Regions from separate parts of the Homo sapiens genome. Here all the other regions are linked to region 2. Evidence: chromatin loops called from intact Hi-C (ENCODE). Cell type or tissue: Calu3. All regions are shown on one strand.

Region 1 (8,000 bases), 780 kb before region 2:
TGGGGTTGTGCCTTTGAGAGAAGGAAATTTGGCCTCTTTCTTCTCCTGACTTCTATTTTAGCTGGAATGCAGACATAGTGGTGACAGCTGAAGTAGCAACTTGTATCACTAAATAGAAATCATGTGTTGAAAATGGCAAGACAAGAAGATTGAATGACCCTGAAACCCTGATGATTATGGTGCCTCCATATCATCTTTGGACCACCTAGCTGACTTCTAATTAAGACATAAACAAGCATCTGTCTTGTTTAAGCTTTATTTCGGATTGTCTCTGACCATGGTTAAATTGAGTGGGCCATGGGAACAACACTTAAAAATACTATATTGGCTTAGTGACTAGGTGGCAGGAAGTGAGGACACAGATATTGGACTGGATAGCTGTTGACAATACGTATATTATGGCAAAACATTTTAGAAAGTTGACTTGGAGAGATCTTGGACATAAGACCATTTGCCAACCAAGCCTTTAACTCTTATACTCTTGCTGCCTGCATTGGCTGTTTTGTTTTTAATTTTTAATTTTTTTTCCACATAGCAGAGTCTTACTAGAGAGACAACTCAAGTTAGAACTAGTCACTTGCAAGGTGAAAAGGAAAAAAATGTAGTTGTGGTAAGATAGGCTTTCTGGGGTTTTTATTTTTCTTTACTTGTTTTTGGCCTGTGATCTAAATTGACTAGAGTCTTATGATTCAGGGCTTTAAAAATCAATTCTGACAGAAAAACAAAGGCTTCTGTGCCCAAACTGAGGCAGTGATAAAATGAGTCTCTAAATCAAGAAATAGTCTTAGCAGAAGATAAGTAAGGCTGGACAAAACCATTAAGACTGCCAGACAATAGGAGCCAGCCCAGTGGGAAACATTAGATTAAGAATGTTGCCTTCCTACTAAAACCAATTGTTTTATTTCTCCTTAAGTTGGTCACTATTAAATTGAGCAAGAAGGAAATTGACAGGACATGGAAGCAAGTAACTAAAGGCCAAAGTTTTCAGGCTAAAAAACAACATTGAGATGAGAACTTTGGCTTTATTTACTTGCAACCAGAACTGGTGGAAATAGAGTCTGTGGACCTACCAAAGGTTTTTGCAGTATTGCATTGCCAAAGAAACCTCGGGCCAGGCTTACAAAAGTCTGTCATAGCCTACCCGTTCAGGCAAACTGTGTCTCCCTAAACCTGTACCAACCATCAGGAAGAAGCCTGCCAGCATTCTGAGTCATACCAAGTTGGTAAGACTCTCCAATGTCTACTTCATATCTGGCCATGGAGATAATGGATATGCAAGAACCTCCCTAAAGGCAAAGCCATAAATTCATAGGATAATAACGAAGAAAGGTGTGCAGCAGAGAGTGGTTCAAAGTGCTTCCAGATAGCTTAACATAGGAAATTACTCCACTGCCATGATATTGAATCCAGTTACTGCTGTATTGTTTCTATTCTTCCTTTTTAAAAATTGAGCTTTTTAAATATTATGTCTATCCTGTTATTCACCACTATGGTTTAGGTTGGGGAGCAGGGGAAAGATAACTTTAGCAAGATGCAGGACCTGAATAGATCTTTTCAGTTGTCTCTCTTGGAGGGTGGGATGGGGAAGAGCATGTTTTAATTGTCGTTGAAAAGTGTGACCTAAATCGGCAGTGATGGCAGAGACTGAAGTAGACTTCGATATTCATTCTTCTTTTCTATTCCAGAGAAAACTACCTTTCCACCCAAATTCATGCTGTCATGCATACTACAGAGTTGATATTGGGAAGTAGGTGCTTATCCAGGGACATTTTTAAGCCCCTTTTGCATCTAAATAGGATCACAAAACTGCTTGCCAATGGATGATATAAAAATGACACATTAAATCTGTCATTTCTTGGTGAAGGTGTTTAAGAAACATGAATACTTTCTCCATCCTCTTTTCTTACTTCCTCAACCATGTAAAGAAGAGAACACCTCTCTCACCTCCCCAGCAATGGAACCCATGTATTAAAGATGGCAGAGCCAGTATAAGCCTATTTCTGTTGACAAATGCCAGACACAGATGAGAAATAAACTTTGATTGTGTTTGACCTATTTTTCATTTGAGGAGACCTCTCTTTTTTGTTTTTAAATAGAAGCTAGCATTACCCTAGCCTACACATCTTTTTCCACCTAATAGAATATTAACTCAGCTCATGACCACTCAGCTAAAACTGGTATTTTCCAGTCCCTTGTACCTCTAGATGTGACTGCATAATAAAGCCCTGCCAGTAGGATATGAACTGAATTGAAACGTATAACTTCTATTGCATGAACTTTAAGGCGAGAGTATGACCTTGCTGTAGTTTGAATAACCCATCCAAAACTCGTGTTGAAATTTAATTGCTATTGCAACAGTATTAAAGGGTGGAACATTTAAGAGGTAGTTAGGTCTTGAGGGCTCTGGCCTCATGAATAGACAAGTGCTGTTATTGCAGGAGTGGGTTAGTTATTGTGGAAGTTTGGCCCGTTTTTTTTCTCTCTCACACTCACTTGCCCTTCTACCGTTTTGCCACCTCAGGCCTTTGCCAGATTGGTACAATGCTCTTGGACCTCTCAGTCTCCAGAATCATAAGCTAAATAAACTTCTTTTCTTTATAAATTACCCAGTCTGTGGTATTAATGTTATAGCAGAAAAAAAAGAATATTAAATCATGTCTATCTATTAAATAGTCCCCTCTTTTTTGTTTTTTCCTTTTTGTCATTGATTGAGTGTGGCATGGTGATGGGCAGTGAAGCACCTAGCTTAGACAAAAATGTGGTGTAATGAGGAAGGCCAGACACCAAAAGAGAAGAAACCTAGCTCAACATTCCAGGCCTGATTCTTCCATCTGGAACTTCTCATGAGAGAAATGAACTTCTTTACTTTATATCTCTCTGTTAAAGCATAGGAACACCTGTTCCTGTGCTTAACTTATGCATATATATGTGTGTAGTTGCAGTAAAATGTACTTTTGCTGTGGGTTACAATTTTTAAGGGTATATATTAACTATTCTACTATATTCTCTTAATATTATTTTAATATGATATTCATTCATTTATCCTAAATGTTTTCTTCTTCATGCTACCTCAATGGATCAAGAGCTCATGAACTCAGTGTCTCTCCATGGTAATTATGCTGTCATTCTCCCCTAAAAATAAGATCTGTATTCAATCACTTCAAGTTTAAAGCACTTTGAACCCTCTAGTTTGCAGCCTACTAAAGGCATGGCTAGGGACTAAGGTATCTTACCTGTTATTCTTAGGGTTTGGACAGATGCTAGGAAGCCATGGAGGGATTCCCAGGAAGCTGCAGCTATTCCCTGTGCATAAGAATAAGACCCTTGGAAATCCCATTTATTAGAAAGTATGACTTAGGAATTTTGAATTTTAGTGCAGGTAAAGATGACTTTAGTTCATATCAATGAATTGCCCAATCTTTTAAAAATAGGAATAATACAACATTAATAAATAGATTAGTAAAGGAATGATGTTATTATTACTTACATATAACAAATAGGTTAAAAATTAATGGAAAAATACTAAAATTACTTGACCACATGAAGCTACCTTTTTTGGTTACTTATGGTTTATTTTTTACTTTCCATATAACCCAATGATTAGTTATGTTATTAAGCAAAAACCAACAAAAACCAAATTAACATATTTTAGGTTTTATTTATTATAATGGTAATTATTGACCAAAGTTTTTTATTTCCTTTTTAAAATCAGTGACATCTCTGGACTCTGGGAGATAAATACCAAAAGATTAATAACAAACAAATACATTAGTCTCTAAAATAAGTACAGAAAATTAATCATTGCCACTTACTCTTCCACCTTAATATCTTTATTTGCCTTCCACTGGAGGAATGTATGTAATAGAATCTGAAAATCAACACTGTTGTTGACTTACTTGTACATGTGTTTTGGGAGACTGGGTAAGTGGCTGTTTACCAGGTGGGGAAGCATCTAAGTTCTGATATTGTTGGGAACAGTATCTTGCAGAAGAGAGGACATTCAATTGGGAAATCAGAGATGTATTTCTCTTGGATCTACTGCTAGTTATGTGACAAGGCAAAGTGTAGAAATACTTGCATCTCCATTTCGTCATCTCTGCAATAAGGGAAATATGCTAAATAATTTCTAAAACTCCTTAGGTTCAAATTATGATTTAAAGAAAATAAAATGTAATCAATAAAAGTAAGTAATACATCATCATGACAGAATGCTATTTTAAAGGATAGGGATGGATTTAGATACATATTTTTTGCTTTGGGAAAATAACCCAAAATTTAATAGTGGACTTCACACTGTATTTTAGAAAAATTCCCATTGCTCCCTATTTCTTGTGATTGTTGTGGAATCTCACCCCTCCATCTCAGCTCAACAGTAAATGTACTATGAAGATTTTTATCCCCCAGATGGCAGTGCAGCATTCCAAGTTTAGAATGTTCTGGTCTGGTGCTCTGGAAAAAGGCAATATGAGCTTTTCTTATATTGTCTCCATCGCAATTTTCTGTGCCATGTTTCTTCTTTTTGGAGGAAGTATGCTACGAATCTAATGTAACAAGACTTGAATAATGAAAGACAGATAGCTCATTCTGAAGGGAACACAGCAGAGATCCACTTCTGCCTGCTTGTGCAGCATTGTGTCCAGTAAATAGTAATTAAAACCATCACACAAAGTAATCTAATGAAATAATGAAAGTTTTAAAAACTATCAGAAAAATCATCTATACTTTTAATTAGTATTTTACATGTTATTTTATCAGAATTTGAAAACATTTACTAAATGTAATAGGATTAAGACGCTTCTCAGCAATTATTTTTTAAAGATACAAATGAAATGGACAGCATGCACCATAACCTTCATTGAAAGAACTATAAGCTGCTTATGCTATTGCTGAGACTTGCTTATGAGGCATATAAAAATCAACAAACAAATACAAATAGCTTCAGATGGAGAGCATGAAAAGAAGCCAGGAAAAGGGTCATTCCAGTTTAATGATAAAAATTCAGTGGAACCATTTAGATCAAAACAATATCTGGTCATCTGCATGGTCAAAGGAACTAGGGTGAATTCTTTACATTTCCACCATATTTTAGATGAATGATGTTTTGTAGATTAATTATACTAAAAGAATATTGGTAATGATGTGAAAGTAGAAGAAGTAAGGACAGGAAAACAAAATTTTGGAATGTGGTCACAGTTTTATGTTCTAAAAATGCCTTCACATTTAGGTCTAATGAAGTCTTTCCTGTTTCACATTTTCTAGTAAGAAAAAGGATTCAGGACACAAAGATTTTGAGTAACAAAAATGAATATTCCCCTTTTTAAACCACAGAGTGTAGATGATTTTATTTTATCTGCTGCTTATGAGTTGATTATCTACCTTTACTAGAGGCACCTCAGATGAATACTTCATTGCAGTGTAAAATTCTGTAGCTGTCTATAATACATATAGACTTCCAAATATAATACCATCCTTCTCTATCCAATTAAGGAAAAATCTATACATGCATATATGCACTTTAATCTATAATCACTGCTTGGGAAACAAAAACAAGATATATCTGCCTTCAATGAGTTTACATTCTAGTGGGAGAGAGAAATTGCAAATAACCATGGACAGAACATGAGCTGTGAAAGAGGCAGCATGGTGAGGATAGTGGGCTATGTAGCCAGGATACTAGGATTCAAATCTTGGTTTTGACTCCTAACATTCCTGTGTCTTTGGATAGATTACATTCTAGTTTCTTTATAAAACAAATGATAATGAGAATACCTATCTCATAGAGTTGTTTTGGAAGAAAATGAGTTAATTGAGTAAACTGCTTGTCATATAGCAATGTCAGTAACACATGGCAAAGGAGAAAAAAATGTCATGGGGTTAAGAGGAAGCAAAGACCAATAAAGGAACTAACAGTTGCTATTAAAGGATACCCTTTAAAGACCGTCAGTGATGTATTGAGAGAGGAGGATAGAAAGGGCAGCTTCAGGCTAAGGTAACAACATGTTAAATGTTAGGGGAAGGAGGTAGTAGCTCAGTTTGATTGCAAATGGGATAAAAATAAAAATGTAGGTCCAAACATATGCTAAGGACAACTTGTATTGGGCTAATAAGATTTTGCTTCCTCAAAATATATAGAAAGTCACTGAAGATTTTTATGCCAGGGACGAACAGTCAAATTTTTGCTGTCAACATATCATTCTGGTTGCTTTATGAAAGAAAAATTGAGCATAAAAGAAACTAGAGACAGAGAGCTTAGAGAGGGCCGCAAAATCCAGAACAAAACGGGGGTAACTGTGATCATCGCTTAAAAATCATTTATTGGCTTGCCAACTAGTTCAAAAATTATCTTATCTAACTAAAGGTCCTATTTAGTAGCATGCAAAATTTTACTTGCCCTTTCTATCTGTGTGTAGACTTCCACTCTATCATATATATATATATATATATATATATATACACACACACACAAACACACACACACATACACACACATATGTATATATGTGTATATATACACGTATATATATGTGTATATATACATATATACGTATATATAGCATTTCAGACACAGTTTTAAAATTATACAAAAAATAGCTATATTAACAGACTGTCTTTCCTATTTCCTGAACATTCTAAACACAGAAGGAACCTCTTCTTTTTCTCATAACTGTGTTTTGTTTTGAAGATTAGACTTGTAGAGGCTTACAGAGGCAACTTCTTTTTTCATTCAGTGTCTGTTGGCCTGCGCACGAGCAGTGATAAACCTGACCAACAGTCCTTTCCTTCTCCTTGTTTTCCTTTTTTTCTGCCTCATTTTTTTCTCTTTCTAGATACCTCTGATCTATTTTTTATATTTCACAGCTTACTTCTGTCTTGTTTCTTTCCTTCCTTCTTCCTAAAGGAATCAGAATATCTTAACACTTTCCTTCTTTCTTCCCACCACTGAAGCCCGCAGGGTCTTTGTTTAGCTAATGGACCCTGTTCTGAAGAAACCATGCAATCTGAAATAAAGCAACAGGCAGTCCAGATAGAATTGGGGTTCTTGGTTCCAGTTGCAAAATGGAAGAATAGCCAGCATTACTTAACAGAAACAGTATGATTTGAGTTCCTGAATCTTCTTTAGAATAAGTTCAATCCTGAGTCTCTGGAAAGAAGAGCAGTAAGTGGCCTGGTTTTGAGGCCTGCTTTAAGAACTGTCCCAAATCCCAGCTTTGATCATCAGTCACATGAATTTAAATAAGTAAAAGGTATCTTGTTGACTAGTTCGTAAAAACTAGATGGAGCATGCTAAAAATTAAAAATAGATAACCTGTTAATTAAAAAGAAGATTTATTTATTAAGCAAATCAGGAAGAAGCAAACTTTCAGGAAACTAAGCTTTTTTTGACACATTTCACAGCATGCCTCATGGTCTTTCTCATGGGCACTCTGGCTTGTTAATCACTTCAGCAGCCTGGTTTTATCTGTTTCACCCACTTATGGGTGAAATTATGGTGAAAAAATGTGGCTGCTGCAAGCTTCTAAATTGACATGTCCTCAGTTCCAGGGGCCAAGAGCACTGAACTCTTCTATCCAGGACATGGGAATCAGGACATGGCTCAGTAAAAGTGAACTTCTTGCCCTCAGTGAAATTAACTTGGGTCCCAGAGTCACATGGCAAACATATGGCTATACCGACTTTATTAGTCAGCTGTACCTGATTGCTGTAACAACACCACCACAGTCGGTGGCTTTTATAGCTTTGGCTTTCTCTATGATGTCAGAATTCTCTATTGTTTCTTCTTCAACTGGGCAGCCAATGGGTGAAGCAACAGAACAGGTGGAGGAGTTCTTGGAAGGGTTCTTAGAAGCCAGGACTAGAGGTGGCATTCATAATTTTTACTCACATTCTATTGCTGGAGCTTAATCACAGGGTGATCTAAACACAAGGAAGGCTGAGAAATTAGGTTTCTTCATGAATCCAGGAAGAAAGAAATAGAATCATCTTCTCCACAGGGACCCATC
Region 2 (8,000 bases):
ACAATGGCTGAACTAATTTACACTCCCACCAACAATGTAAAATCATTCCTTTTTCTCCACAACCTTGCCAGCATCCATTATTTTTTGACTTTTTGATACTAGCCATTCTAACTGGTGTTAGGTAGTATCTCACTGTGGTTTTGATTTGCATTTCTCTAATGATCAGTAATGTCGAACTTTTTTTATATGATTTTTGGCCACATGTATGTCTTCTTTTGAAAAGGGTCTGTTCTTGACCTTTGCCCACTTTTTTATGGGATTGTTTGTGGGGTTTTTTGTACATTTGTTTAAGTTCCTTATGGATGCTGGATATTAGACCTTTGTTAGATGCATAGTTTGCAAAAACTTCCTCCCATTCTGTAGATTGTCTGTTTACTCTGTTGATAGTTTCTTTTGCTGTGCAGAAGCTCTTTAGTTTAATTAGGTCCTATTTGTCAATTTTTACATTTGTTGCAATTGCTTTTGGTATCTTCATCATGAAATCTTTGCCCATACCTATGTCCTGAATGGTATTGCCTAGGTTGTCTTCCAGAGTTTTTATAGTTTGAGGTTTTACACTTAAGACTTTAATCTATTTTATGTTGATTTTATATATGGCAGGGGTCCAGCTTCAATCTTTTTCATATGCCTAGCCAATTATCCCAGCACCATTGATTGAATAGGGAGTCCTTTCCCCATTGCTTGTTTTTGTCAGGTTTGTTGAAGATCAGAGAGTTGTAGGTGTGCAGTTTTATTTCCGGATTCTCTATTCTGTTCCATTGGTCTATGTGTCTCTTTTGGTACCAATACCATGCTGTTTGGATTACTGTAGCCCTACAATATAGTTTGAAGTTGGGTAGTGTGACGCCTCCAGCTTTGTTCTTTTGCTTAGGGTTGCATTGGCTATTTGGGGTCTTTATTTGGTTCCACATGAATTTTAAAATAGTTTTCTCTAGTTCTGTAAAGAATGTCAAGAGTAGTTTAATAGGAATAGCATTGAATCTACGAATTACTTTGGATAGTATAGCCATTTTCATGATATTGATTCTTCCTCTCCATGAGCATGGAATGTTTTTCCATTTGTTTGTGTCATCTCTGATTTCTTTGAGCAGTGGTTTGCAGTTCTCCTTGTAGAGATCTTTCACCTCCCTAGTTAGCTGTATTCCTAGGTATTTTATTCTTTATGTGGCAAGAGTAGAAATATTTTTAAGGAAGATGATTCTTGCTCCTACTAAATAACTATAGAAGAGGAAGAATCATTTGGCTTTCACATGACTTGTGTATTATAAATAAAAAAGTTCTTTCAAATTAATTCCATTTACTATGTTTTATATATTCCTTCCATAATTCACTTATTCTATTCAGTAAAGGCTTAGTCTGCCAAAACCACTGCATGATTTTCCAAAGGAGGTACACAGTAAAAAAAAAATGATTAGAACCATAAGTTCTGGAGTTGGACCACATGGGTTTAGATCTTGGCTATACTCCTTGCTAGCTGTGTAACATGGATGAACTAGTTAATCTCTCCAAACCTCAGTCTCCTCAGCTCTCCTATTATTAATAAAATCGGTTTAATAATAATGTATTCCTCCTTATTTTAATGAGAGGATTAAATGATAGCATGTTGAGAAAGCACTTACACAGTATCTGGCATATTATAAATGTCCAATAAGTACTAGTTATTGTTAGAATTTCTGGATTTAAAGAGATCACTTATTTTTTAAAGGTATCTTGATTGTTACTACTATATCATGCAAATCTTTATCTCTTTTAATTATTTATTTAATGACAGAAAAATACTGTAAAAACTGAAAAATTCAAAATTAATTTTCCAAGTGCCTAAGTAATTTCTAAATAGAGATATAAACACATTTAAGTTCACAATAATAATTGCATTTCATTGGAGTTTTACAACTACTGCTTGGTTCTAAATGCTTTGAACTAGACAGTTAAACTTCTCATATTTTAAATTTTTTTCCAAACATAAAATGCATACATTGAATAACCTAACTTTAGGTATACTGAGACTTCATTTTATAATGAACAGTTACATGAAGAGTGCCTGCTCCCAAAAAAAGGAGTTATAATGCTTCAATTTTAAGTGGTAAGACATTTACTGGGACACAGAGTAAAATTATAGTGAAAAATGTGAAGATGCTATCTGAATAGTGATAAGATAATTTTATTGTCTATTTAAAGACAGGCCTTGGCAATTGGAAAATATTAGTTAAATCTTTTTTGAGCTTTTTGCTGTTATTGTTGTTTTTATTATGTTACTAGTTTTGCTTTCTTTCTTCTATCTTATAATATTTTCCCTAAAGAATGGGGTTAGTTATGTGGGGCAATCTAATATGATGGTATTTATAATGCTCTAAATTAAATTTTTGAGCTAAGAAAATCAGTCACAACACTTGAGATTTGTCAATTTTCTAGTGAATTATAGTTATCTGTAAACAGTTTTGATTATGAAACTTCTATGAAATCTCTCATTATTTTGTAACTTCTTTCCCTTATTTATTTTACAGACTAAGCCATTTTCTCTTAAGCCTATGTTAGCAGCATCTCCCCTTGGAAATACTATGATCATTTGATAATACTGGGTTTCAAACTCTAGATGCCTTTCTCACATTGGCTTCATAGTTCAATTCCATAAGTTTGTGTCAAGATACTACTACATGTAATTCAGGTTACTAGAGTTCCTGCTCTCAAAAAAAAAAAAAAAAAAAAAAAAAAAAAAAAAAAAAGGGAGTTTGGCCTGTCCAGAAATAAAATAATGTGGCAGAAAAGGTATATAAAACCTCTTGAGATTTTAGGGAACTGATTAATAGCATCTCTACCTTTTCACATCAGAGTCCTGAACCAACTAAGAGGTAGAACAAAGTATCAAGCTGCTACAGATCAGGATAGTAGCTTTTTGCATTATGGGCTTAAATGTGTATCCCCAATTTGGTTCCTTGAATTGAGCTTACAATTCAGATCAGCAATGCTCCCCTGCAAGTTCCCTGTAAGCTCACTATGCATCTGATAGAGCAGCATGCAGCCTCTTAGGAGGTAGGCAGATGGACAGTAAGAACCCTAAATGTCCTGGACTAAGCGTGCTTAATTTCTTCCCCCAAATTTGTCAGTTAGGCCAAGCATCCTCCCCACTGCCCCACCTGGGCAAGATGGATGAAGGAAAGGATCCCAAAAGATGTAAATGTTGCTCCTTTTTTCCCCTTTAGTGCATGCAGTGGAAATTCCCCATCACTCGGTTGGAATATGAAGAGTAAAAATAAGTGTTCCCATCCTAAAAGAGACAACATGAATTTCAATTCAAAGAAGAAAGATTCCAGATGGTTGGAATGATCAGGAAATAATTCAGAGAGAAGATAGTATCTGAGAAAGGCTTAAAAGAGGAATACAAATTAAACAGGCAAGATGAAAGAAAAGGGCTACCATAAGGAGCCTTGTAAAACGTCCAGAAGAAATAACTAGAAGAATTTCCAGGCTTCAAAAAGGACCCAGTTAACATTGGAGTGAATTTTTAATGAATTTAGTCAGTACGATTTGAGACTTTCTTTATTAATATTTAGGAGGCAAGGATAAGGCAGACATCATAAAGTGTTTACAGTTAGCAAGTGCCGTAATGTATATTTAACTTAATGTGGCATTCTATGAAAGTAGTGTATCATTACAATAGATGTTGTGGAGTTCAGGCTCTGTTGCTGGACAAATGAAACCAGTATCTGTGTCAGTCTAGGAGGAGTAAAGAAGGGAAAATAATGAACAGATTTATGGGGAAAAGCAGAAGACAGACGTCTATAATGAAAGAGAAGTTTTGGAAAATGGATTAATGCCCAGAGATAAAACCCACACTATAATTATGAAAATCATTAGAATTTTAACAAAAGGAATTTTGAGGGCCAAATAGCAGAGGGTCATCACTGGATGCTGAAATCACTAAGGATGCTTCTAAAAATGTTGGCACAATGTGGTGTAAGCTAGTGGAGAAAGATGGATACCCATCACAGAAGTTGTTGGTGACATTGATGAAGAATTAAATAGCATAAATACAGAAAAAATAAGTGGCTTCAGAACATGCTGTTGGTTAATAATCTGGAAGTGGTATTGGCTGATAAATAATATGGTGACGTATTCTCCTGTCCTTATAGAAAAAATAGGCTAGAAGGCATCAGGGAGAAATCGGGTTTCAATTAATAAAAAGTGTAACGAGCCTTGAAAAAGATTTGAGAATTTATTACAATGTGCAATAAAATGTAGCTAGTCAGTAACATATGATTTATGAGACACTAGCAAGGAAATGGGCCAGAGTATATATGTGGCCTGGGAAACAAGAGAGATCTAGGTAAGAAAAGGGAGTTGGGAACTATCAATAGCAAGGATTAAGAAAATGGGTTGAGAGAGAAGCTCCAGGAAACTGTTGACAGTACAGAAGGTGTCATAATTTAATCACTTCAGTCCTTTGGAATGGTATTGCCAAGTCACTTTGGGATGTTAAAAAATTATATTCCTTCAACACTTTATAATTAGGAACAGGAATTGGCATCATCCTATTGGAGCTTGCTGCTAACAACGTGGGAGTTTTTAGAGACAGATACAAGGTCTTGCCAACACATTCTAATGTAGTCACAATGCCATCCAGTGGTTACTTTGGTTACTTTACAGGTACTTTCCATTGCTCTTTAAGAATATATTTTATTTTATAGTTAATATTCATCAAAGTTTCAGAAAGCTTGTATGGAAAGTGTTTTATTATATCTTCAAAAATGGCATAGCAGGGATTTGATTTGCTATGTACTTCTAAGCTAATGGAGTTATATCCAGCTTGTTTTCTATATGTGTTATGCTCTGGGAAACATGATTTAGCCTGTCCTCTATCAAAATTAATGCAATAAGGAACCATGAAATAATGGGACTTACACTGTATTCAATTTTAGTTCTAATAGAAACACAATGGAAAATAACATCTGCGACATAGGCCTGGTTGATCAGAGGAAAGTAATGGACATTTGTTGCTGTGATTTTATTGGTGCTATGGGTTTTTTCCTTCACGGTATGCTCATCAGTATAGGGATAATGTAATAAATACTTTTGACTTCACTCGTATTTAGTCTCAGTTTGTCTGTAAGGTCATAATGAGCAAACTTAAATGGGAAACATTAATTTGGCAGCTGACAACATAAAATAAATCTAGCTGCCATTAGCAAGGACCCTTCTTAAAATTTTTATAAAAGCACAGCTTTCAAGTTTATTGCACATCTCTTTAAAAATGTATTTCAAAGTAACTTCAGAGACATCTATTTGGCACACTCAAACTTTTGGTGATGAAATTCCCTTTTGCCACTAAAATTCATTATTTGAATCTCCATGGTAAATTAGCTTTATGAGTTAGCTATTGTAATTATTTTTCTGTGAAGCAAAGGCAGGAGTAGAGACAATTTCATCATCTTATCATCATTTGTATGTGGAATCACTAAAGAGTTTACCCATGTGGAACCATGAAAGTCCCTGATTTACCCCTCTATCAGTAGGCATAAACATATCTAAACCACCCAAGAAACTGTACATTAATATTGCTTCTAAGACCTGGGGGTTGGGGGGTAGCATCCCCACAGTCAACAATGTTAAAGTGATGAAACATTTTAAATAATTTTAATGTTAAAATAATTGGAGCCATTTCTTGTTTGATTATTTTCACACTATTGGTCCTTAAACTGTTTAAATTTGGTTCAGAAAGTACAGAGCGGGCCGGGTGTGGAGGGTCACACCTGTAATCCCAGCACTTTGGAAGGCCGAGGAGGGTGGATCACCTGATGTTCAGAGTTCAAAACCAGCCTGGCCAACATGGTGAAACCTCATCTCTACTAAAAATACAAAATTAGCCAGGTATGGTGGTGCATGCCTGGAATCCCAGCTACTTGGGAGGCTGAGGCAGGAGAATCACTTGAACCTGGGAGGCTGAGGTTTCAGTGAGCCAAGATCACTCCATTCACTCCAGCCTGGGCAACAAGAGCGAAATTCTGTCTCAAAAAAAAAAAAAAATACCAAAGTGATTTGGAAAAGAAAGTGATATTGATGTAAATGATGGCAGTGTCTGCAGATTTTCAGGGGTGTAGGAGCAAGAGATCTAATGTTACCCAGACCGAGTGGCAAAACTGAAGATAATGACCACAATAGAAACACTTCACAGTTCACAAGAGTTATGGTGTTTTATCTTCACTCATGTAGCTAAATACTCCATGTTGATATTCATTTGTCAATACTAAATTAAGCTGAGTAATTCTTTTAACTAAACACTGATACTCTACAACCTGCTTCGTACAGTACATTTATTGGGGGCTTTGTTCTTGTTGTTGAGTTCTATATTTTTTTAACTTTACATTTGAAAAAGTTTTAGACTTACAAAAAAAGTTGAAATAGTACAATGAACACACATATACCTTTGCTTACACCAAATGGTAACCTCTTTGCCACATTTGCTTTGACTATCAATTTATTTTTTTTGGAGTAAACTAGATAAAAATAAGTTGAAGACACTTCAACCTATAACCCTGTAAACCTTAGGGTTTACAACCCTACGTAGTTTACAATACTACTACATACTTCAGTAGTATCTCCTAAGAACAAAAATACTTTCCTGTATAACCACAATGTCAATCACACATCCAAAAATTGAACATTCGTCCAATAATATTATCCAATATAATCTCTAAATTTAAATTCCCCCAATTCTCCAAAATTTCACTGATAACTCCATTGTAAAAGCATATTTCTTTTTTTTTTTATGTTTTTTTTTATTATACTCTAAGTTTTAGGGTACATGTGCACATTGTGCAGGTTAGTTACATATGTATACATGTGCCATGCTGGTGCGCTGCACCCACTAACGTGTCATCTAGCATTAGGTATATCTCCCAATGCTATCCCTCCCCCCTCCCCCGACCCCACCACAGTCCCCAGAGTGTGATATTCACCTTCCTGTGTCCATGTGATCTCATTGTTCAATTCCCACCTATGAGTGAGAATATGCGGTGTTTGGTTTTTTGTTCTTGCGATAGTTTACTGAGAATGATGGTTTCCAATTTCATCCATGTCCCTACAAAGGACATGAACTCATCATTTTTTATGGCTGCATAGTATTCCATGGTGTATATGTGCCACATTTTCTTAATCCAGTCTATCATTGTTGGACATTTGGGTTGGTTCCAAGTCTTTGCTATTGTGAATAGTGCCGCAATAAACATACGTGTGCATGTGTCTTTATAGCAGCATGATTTATAGTCCTTTGGGTATATACCCAGTAATGGGATGGCTGGGTCAAATGGTATTTCTAGTTCTAGATCCCTGAGGAATCGCCACACTGACTTCCACAATGGTTGAACTAGTATACAGTCCCACCAACAGTGTAAAAGTGTTCCTATTTCTCCACATCCTCTCCAGCACCTGTTGTTCCCTGACTTTTTAATGATTGCCATTCTAACTGGTGTGAGATGATATCTCATAGTGGTTTTGATTTGCATTTCTCTGATGGCCAGTGATGATGAGCATTTCTTCATGTGTTTTTTGGCTGCATAAATGTCTTCTTTTGAGAAGTGTCTGTTCATGTCCTTCGCCCACTTTTTGATGGGGTTGTTTGTTTTTTCTTGTAAATTTGTTTGAGTTCATTGTAGATTCTGGATATTAGCCCTTTGTCAGATGAGTAGTTTGCGAAAATTTTCTCCCATGTTGTAGGTTGCCTGTTCACTCTGATGGTAGTTTCTTTTGCTGTGCAGAAGCTCTTTAGTTTAATTAGATCCCATTTGTCAATTTTGGCTTTTGTTGCCATTGCTGTAAAAGCATATTTCTATTCTTATCATTAATATTCTCTTCCCAGGATACCTTCTACCCAGTGTTTTTAGCATAGTTGGCCCTTGCCTGAATCACTTATTATATTGACTATTACAAAAAGGTGATTTTCTAATTCTATCATTTCCTTTACATTTTGAGATTTTTTTATTCTGTGAAGACTGTTCTCTTCCTTT
Region 3 (8,000 bases), 170 kb before region 2:
TTCTGTTAAAGTAATTATAGCATGTAACTAATTCATCTAATTCTCACTGACTTCTCTTATGTACCTGATCAATTCCAAGATTTGGATATGAAGCACTGAGGACAGTCTTGGGAATTACTGAGCTCTACACAAATTTTGCCATTTTTATTATACTATCGTTTTCTTTAGTTGCATAAGTAATTGTATAAATTACTTTAGTTAGCATAAGTAATTTGAATGAAATTTCAATAAAATGTCAATAAAATAGCTATTTTGTTTTGTTGGCTTAGGGCTAAAGATAAGAAAGATTTGATGTTGCAATTGCTTTTGGATATTTTATTAGTACAGTAGCAATTGTTCATAAATACAGAGTGAAAATAATAATGCAATTTTGATACAGATGTGAGAAGACTCTAGACCAATATTTTGTATCTAATATGTCTCAGCTTCCTTTAAGTACTTTACCACATTTCATTTCACAACAACATTATCAAGAAAATATTATTTCCATATTTAGATAAAGGAAATGGAGCAGAAAGTGATTCAGTAACTTGCCCAGGTCACATGGTTATAAGTGATAGATCAATATAGCTAACTCTAAGATCCTTTCTATTAAACAATAATATTGGTTTGGTGAATAATATGCTCATATAATTTCAAACTTTCAAAGCAGAGTTTACACAAAAACTTGAAGCTTAACTTTAGTTGTATGAAACCCCAGGGTTTCATAGAAGGTAACTTGAAAACCATAATAGATAGCATCTTATAAAAAGATGCTTATTGTGTGGGCACAGTAAAACTTTCCTTTAGCACTTTCAGTCCTAGCAAATAAGGCTTCTCTGTGACTATGCTAATTTTATTTTCCTTAGCTATATGTGAAGTCAGCGGAGAACCTTATTTCAAGGGTGCATCCAACATGTGTTATAGGCCAGCCATAGACTTTAGAAAGAGAGTATTAATGAGCTCATAATATATCTGAACCTATTTATTAGTAATGTTTTTCATGATAATATTTTATTCATATCATGAAATTCAATTATATAAATATTTATTAATAGAAAGTATACCCCCCATGGATATTAAGAACATGGAATTTAAGGTCCCACAAACCTGGATTGCAATCTCAGTTTTCCTTTTGCTGGCTCTAGATCTAGGACAAGTAATTTTAATTCACTCATCTACAGTTTCCTTATAGGAAAACTCAGGCCAATAATAATGTCTATCTCAGGGCTGTTGTACATTAATCATGTATTAAATTAGATAGTATATGTAAAACACTTAATGGGATATCTGAGTATAGGAAGCCCTTCAGAAGTGATTTTATTATTTTTGCATATATAATAGCATTATTAGTGATAGATACTAGACATGGTCCTTAATATTAAATAGACACGGCCCCTACATAGACATGTAGGTTATGGACTGAAAAGAGAGGCAGTTAAACAAGCATTGGCCATGCAGTTTACTAATTACCAAGCCAGAAAAGAATTAAAATTGTCAGAGTTCCAAAAGCTTTCACTGAGTTCAAAAGTAATTTCAAGTTGAGAACTGGTCCCATTGAAGGTATATATGTCATGAGGGCCCCAGTCTAAACTCACATTTTCAAATTGTCCTTCCCACCATGGAAACACTTCAACACTCATGGGTTAGAATCAGATACCCAAAGGAGTATTGCCATTTGGATAGGCGCTCTGTTTGCCTACATTTCTTTTCCCTAATTGTTTTGCATTGAAAGTGTTTGGTGCACCTTTTAAGATGCCAAAAGACCACAGGCCTCATCTCCTAACAACCAGATGTGACTGTGAATAAAAAGTTTAGAGAGGCTTCTCATTCAAGGTTTTCTTCTAGGGAGGACCAAAATCTTGAAATTGACTAAAAATACAATTTCTATTTTAGCTTAGAGAGGACATGATGGCATTCATTACTTTCAGGATTTCCTGTCTCTGGCAGGCCAACTTGTGACCATGTATGAAGATCACTTATATCAGGTTTGGGAATTAAAGTATTAGATTCGGTCATCAAAGGAATGCTTGGTTAAGACTAGCCAATGGATCAAGTGACTCCTGTATGGCTGAAATTGCCAAGGCCAAAGAGTGGCTAGTATGTAAGAAGTGGTTCCCATAATATGTTGTCATTGGAATGCTCTATGAGGGGAAAAAGCAGAAGCAGCAGTGACTGTAAATGAGGTCTAGACAACAGGTGCTTTTCTTGAGAAACTGGTCATGTTACTAAGAATGATGATGATGATATATATTTGGCTTTTCTTATCTTTTGGCAGTCAGTAGGGATAAGTATTTGGTGCCATCTTCTGAGAGCCCCTGAAATGACATCTGTCCCATCTGTTTTATTTATTTGTGTGTGTGAATTTTTTCTTTTGTTTTGGGTTTTGTTATCTGAAATATACTATGTAGGATCGTTAGATATTTGTGAGAAGATATTCTCGGAAAGCTTCAGAGCTTTGCGTAGTAAGTCTGATTGCAATGGGGGAAAAGGGGAGGATCCTGCAACACAGTTCCTGCTTTCTCCACTATCAGCCATGCTGATGCTTTTGGCAAAATGCATTATGATCACACTTAATTCCTTTGAAACACAGTTTGTTAATGGGTAATTAAGATGTCTTGCATTGATTATTGACTTTGGTTGATATATAGCTCCTGATATTTCTTGCTTTGTAAATTTTTTCCAGCCACTAGCAGAGTTCTAAAGAAAGAAGTAGGTCTGTATCCTTACAAATATACCCCTAAGCTCTCTGCCCATTAACATTTCAGTTTATAAGTGTTTTCAATGTGAAACTATTCACAGTTACCTTGTTGGCCATTTTTCAGCAAAAGGGCCACTCCTGCTGCTGACAGGCATGACAGCCAGCCAGGAGAAACTGGGCATAGAGGAGAAGCAAATCTCCCCTCAAAATTATGTGAGGGGAAATTATATGACTAAATATAGCAACTGTTTAAATTCATCCATAATTCAAGATTTTATCAAGTCCCTCCTCCTCTGTGATGCTTCGTTAAGTACTCCAAGCCATGTTGACCACCTTGTCCTCTGGACTTTCATGGCTCTTAGTTTATTCGGGTATTTAAAATGAAAAGTAAGACACATTAGTCATTGAGCACATGGAAACTATTTTCCTAGAGGGTGAAAACATGCATGTTTTATGTGATTATTGTATTTTTTTGTAGTCAGCTTCATTACCATTATTAGGAGATTATTGCCTGGATCAGTCCTGACCAAAGCTGTTTAACCATCATGTGGTAATAACAGTACTGCAGGAACTTGATGCCCTTAAGGACCTCTATGTCAAATATCTAGAATTTACTTTTTCTTAATTTAATAGATCATTTGAACTCAGAAGTTAGTGAACGGTTAATTTGGGAATGGAGGACAAAAGCTAGATCATACTTATACCCTTTTTTGTTCCCATACGTCAACCTTCATTTCCTGGGAGGTGTCAAGAAAAGGCTTTGGGAGCAGAAGGTGAATAGTAGATTTGAGAGCTCAATTCTCATTAGAGAGGTAATGAAATAATTTCAGTGCAAAAGTTCATCAAAGGCAGAAGAGTATGTGGGAAGTAGATTCTGAGATAGGAAATGCATGTGGATAAAAAGTATGAGTAATGGCCCCCTTCAGTCATTCGGCATTCAACTACAAATGCTTTCTAAGTGTCTGGCACTGGTTTTAGGAAGCACTTGGAGATATAGTAATAAATATGTTAGCCAGGATCACTGCCCTCAAGGAACTTATACTCTAGTGAAATAAAAAAAAGAAAATAACCAATATGCCTATAAATAGTGATTACTGTGGTGAGGGGAAACATGAAGATAAAAAGGGAATAATGAGTAGTGACTTGGGAGTAGAAGGTCCATTTGTATAGCATGGTCAGAGAAAGGCTGTCTGAAATGGTCACCTCTTAGTTGAAACCTAAAGAATAACAACCATCCTGGAATATCTGAAGGAAGAGGGCTCCAAGCAGAGGATTCAGCATGTGCAAAAGTCCTAAGGCAAGAGTGACTCTGGTTTGTTCTAGGAGCAGATAGAAGTGTATGGCTGGAATTTAGTAAAAAGAAGAAGAGAGGATTGGATGAAATAGGCATGACCACAGCATGTAGAATCGTATAAGCCATGACAAGTGGTCGGACTTAATTCTAATTACAATAATAAGCCACTGAGATGTTTTCAGCAGATAAATACTATGATCCCAGATATATTCAAGAAATTTACTCTGGCTATTGGGTAGCATATTGACTATAGGGAGAAAAGATAAGAGTTAAGAGAGTGAAGAGAATAATGGAAGTGATTTAGACTATAATAGTGGCTGTGAGAACGATATGAAGTAGTTAGATTTGGACCACTTTTTGGAGACAGAATAGATAGGTTATGATAATGTAGAGAGTGAGGGAAAGAACAGAATCACAGATGATTTCCAGGATCCTGGAATCAGCAGTATGTTGGATACGTAAGGTGCTCCAAATGCCTTCTCAGCCACCTCCCTTTGCTTATTCCTGCTTTTTGCTAGCCTTGTTTTCCTGCCTAATGTCCTTCTGGACAAGTGCCCCCATGTCTTTTCTCCACACCGTGTCTAGCATAGCTTGAAGTACACAGCAGGGGATCAATTAAAACTCCATGAACTGATTTTCTCTACTACCTAGAAAAGAAAATATGATTCAAGAACAATTTTCTTCTATAGGAAAAACATTTTGGTAAAATTTATAGAAACTTTAGCTTTGCTCTAACCATGTTTATGGTTCCAAGATTACTTGGAACATGATTGTTCCATTTAGTGGCCTTCCATCAAATTTAAAATATGAGTTGTTCACTTTCATTACATGTTTAACTTGCACGAAGATACCTCTTTTTGTTATTATGTGACAACTTCTGTTGTGGCTGTTATGAAATACAAAACAATATTTTAAGAGCTCTATAAATGGTTAGTACTTTCTATGAGAAAAAAGTCTCTATGATTACTGTGTATCGTATTTTCCTACACTAATACTTTAAATCTTAGTGACTTCACCATTTAGATAAAGAGCCCTCTGGTTTTTGTTTGTTTGTTTTGTTTTGTTTTTGAATTCCAATTATTTATGTAAGGCCATACACTCTGTGGATTGTCAAAAGCAGTAGGCAAACCTACTTTCAGTCTTCCCTGACCTCAGAATAATCTTTGGTTGTCTGCATACTTCCTTATGGATGAGCATTGGCAAATGCAAATCATAGCTATTAATATTAAATTATAGGTATTAAGTTCTTACTTGCTCCCTGGTACCATGATAAACACGTGTATGTTTTATTTCACTTAATCAATGGAAATACCCTATGAAGTAAGTAACATAATTATCCCCGTTTTACTGATAAAGACTGAGGCTTAGAAAGGTTAAACATTGTGCCAATATCATCTAGCTGTTCAACTAGAACTGAAATGAATAAAAGTCTACAACTCACATTCTTAACTGTTTAGATTTTCAGCATTTTGAAATTTGATGTGCTTTCACTTGCATCTCTTCTTTGTTTCCCCATCAATATCAATTCCATTTGTTTCATTATCATCCTATGTTTCCTTTCTTTTATTTTTGTTTCTGAATCTAGATTTGGTGCTTTTCTCCACAGGTACTTTGAGCTTAGCACAGACGGCATCCTCTATGTTTCATGGCACTTTCCCCTCATTGCTGTCACTGTTCTCTCTCCCAGATTCACAATACTGAGCTCTGATAATATTTCCAACATTTCTTACTTGCCTTTCAGTGTCTGTGAATGGAATACTGCTATGTGAGTCTGAGGTTTGTACTGGAGGTTTTATGGGTTTCTTGTTATTGCTAGATGAATACTGTAGGTTATTACTATTACTGTAGGTTAATGTTTCTTTATCCTGTTCTTTCAATATCTTCCTAGTATGATGGAGAGAGAGGTTGAAAAATCAATAGAATTAGAATTGAAAAGAGACCATGACAAGATGAAAATTGGATAGAAACAAATTGAATGATTTTTTTTCCAAGTTGAAGTTCAAGATTAGAGTAAAGAGGTGTCTCCAGCTTCTCTCAGAAAATAAAAGGTGGGGAATGTCTCACATGTATCTATCACATGCCCTTTTCTCACTTTGGTTGCCTACTATGGAATCCTCCACTTCATTCTGAACAAATTCTCCTCTCAAAATGTTTCCTTATGTGTTCACAGCAGGGACCAAGCTGTTTGTAGTAGTATTTCCTACTGCCTCCCTTGATGAAGACCGCACCTCTTTATATGAAAGTGGGGAGAGGAGGTATCTATATTTTATCCCCTCACTTATTAAATAAAGCCCACTACACTATTCCCTACTATATTTTTTAAATTAAACCTGGATTCCTGATTTAAAATTTCAATTCCTCCTATAATGCCTCCAAAACACCCAGATCTTCTGATCTTTTGATTCTCACTGATTATGCCTTTGTTCCTTCACTACAGACTCATAAAGTCCTGTCCTGCTATCAGTTTTCAAGTCATCCCTATGGAAGTTCAAAATTTTTTCTAGAGGTCATCCTAATCATTTCACCTTTCTATCTGTATTTTCATTATTCATTTTATGAAGACAATTTTCTTCTAAAGCTAGATCCTCTAATTGTACCCTTCATTTTATATTTACCTAATTCCTGAGCAATCTTGCTCCCATAAGAATGTTGTCGTTTTCCAAACCTATTTTATTTCCCCTCAAAGGGAAGGAAGGACAGAGGTGTCTTGGTCTAGAATTGTACCTGCAGAGATGGTGAGAAATAGCCAGATTTAGGTCATTATGCCAATCATTGTTGAGAAGTTCTTACAGAATTTGCGTTCTATTTCTTAAAAGAAATAATGGCTAAAAGGTTGCATTAGAATATAATATGAAACTTTACTCGAAATAATATAATGTCATTAGTGAAGAGGAAGTTAAGGAAGAGACCACAGTCTTCAAGTAATGGAAACATTTATTTAACATTTACTGCATATTTTTTCATGCAATAAGTATTTATTAATTGCTAGGTACTCTGCTAGATATTAAAGATTCTCTTGAGCATACAATAAACAATATCTCCTTAAGTTTACATACCAGCTTAGAAGAAGGATAATTAATCAGTTTATTACAAGGAAGTGTGATGAGTGACCAGATTGGGAAATTACAGAGAAATATGCAAATTTATAGTAGGGCATTCCATCTAGTCAAGAAGGAAATAACATTTCATCAGAGACCCTAAGAATAAATAAGAGTTAATCCTATCATAATATTAAGGAGAGAAAGTTGAAAAAAACTGTCCCTGACCTCTAAGAACTTACAACACAGGAATCTATATGCTTTCTGAAAGATCTTGCTAGAAATAGTTCAAATAAACTAGGGAAGAATTTTTAAAACAATAGCTGCCAATTTTGCTCTTAACATTTTCCAGAGATTTGTAAAAAAAAAAAAAAAAAAAACACCTGTGACCAATCACCATTTTAAACCTCCTGAATTAAAATTTCTGGGAGTAGATCCTGGGAATCTGCATTTTATAAGCTCCCTGGGTGTTTCATATATATATGAATAATTAGGAAACTTTGCCTAAAATATAAACATAGGTTTTCTTAAGAACCATCTGTGGGTGTTTTAGGCCTGGCATGGTGGCTCACGCCTGTAATCCCAGCACTTTGCGGGGCTGAGGCGGGTGAATCACCTTAGGTCAGGAGTTCAAGACCAGCCTGGCCAACATGGTGAAACCCCAACTATACTAAAAATACAAAAATTGGATGGGCATGGTGGTGTGCACCTGTAGTCCCAGCTACTCGGGAGGCTGAGGCAGGAGAATTGCTTGAATCCAGGAGGCGGGAGCAGTAGTGAGCCGAGATCAGCCCACTGCACTCCAGCCTGGGTGACAGAATGAGATTCTGTCTCAAAAAAAAAAAAAAAAAAGGGAGAGAATCATCTGTGGTGTATTATATCTGCATACTCTCAGGCTGTACCTGAGAACCTGGAATTTGTAGCGGTAAGAGGTCCAGACTCTATTTTTGGGAATCAGCACAGTCAGTGCTGGTTGAGGAGTAGACAG

Evidence for each region. Hi-C counts contacts between places; a loop is a spot of excess contacts. Peaks named below come from ENCODE experiments on the same cell type or tissue, not always from the same donor. Only the 100,000 strongest peaks of a DNase experiment are listed, where the experiment ranks them.
Region 1: it touches region 2 in a loop (4-fold over the local background); 7 of 110 quality-filtered maps call a loop at or near these places.
Region 3: a loop joins it to region 2, with 3 times the contacts of the local background. A loop is called at or near these places in 4 of 110 quality-filtered maps.

The regions. Positions count from the first base shown.
Region 1 is chr12:78,388,707-78,396,706 of GRCh38, forward strand. No RefSeq gene overlaps it. Among named protein-coding and RNA genes, the nearest start is that of LINC02424, 33 kb to the left of the region's middle. In Calu3, no CTCF peak of the experiment used is centred here; no DNase peak of the experiment used is centred here.
Region 2 is chr12:79,170,284-79,178,283 of GRCh38, forward strand. All of the region lies in intron 3 of SYT1 (synaptotagmin 1), which reads left to right. LOC124902973 (a long non-coding RNA gene) reads right to left here and starts at 2,685. Exons shown (of 2, transcript XR_007063386.1): 1 at 1-2,685. In Calu3, CTCF peaks have their summits at 4,589 (motif pointing left) and 4,790; a DNase peak (open chromatin) is centred at 4,588.
Region 3 is chr12:79,004,286-79,012,285 of GRCh38, forward strand. All of the region lies in intron 2 of SYT1 (synaptotagmin 1), which reads left to right. All of the region lies in intron 4 of LOC105369863 (a long non-coding RNA gene), which reads right to left. Among named protein-coding and RNA genes, the nearest start is that of SYT1, 140 kb to the left of the region's middle. In Calu3, no CTCF peak of the experiment used is centred here; no DNase peak of the experiment used is centred here.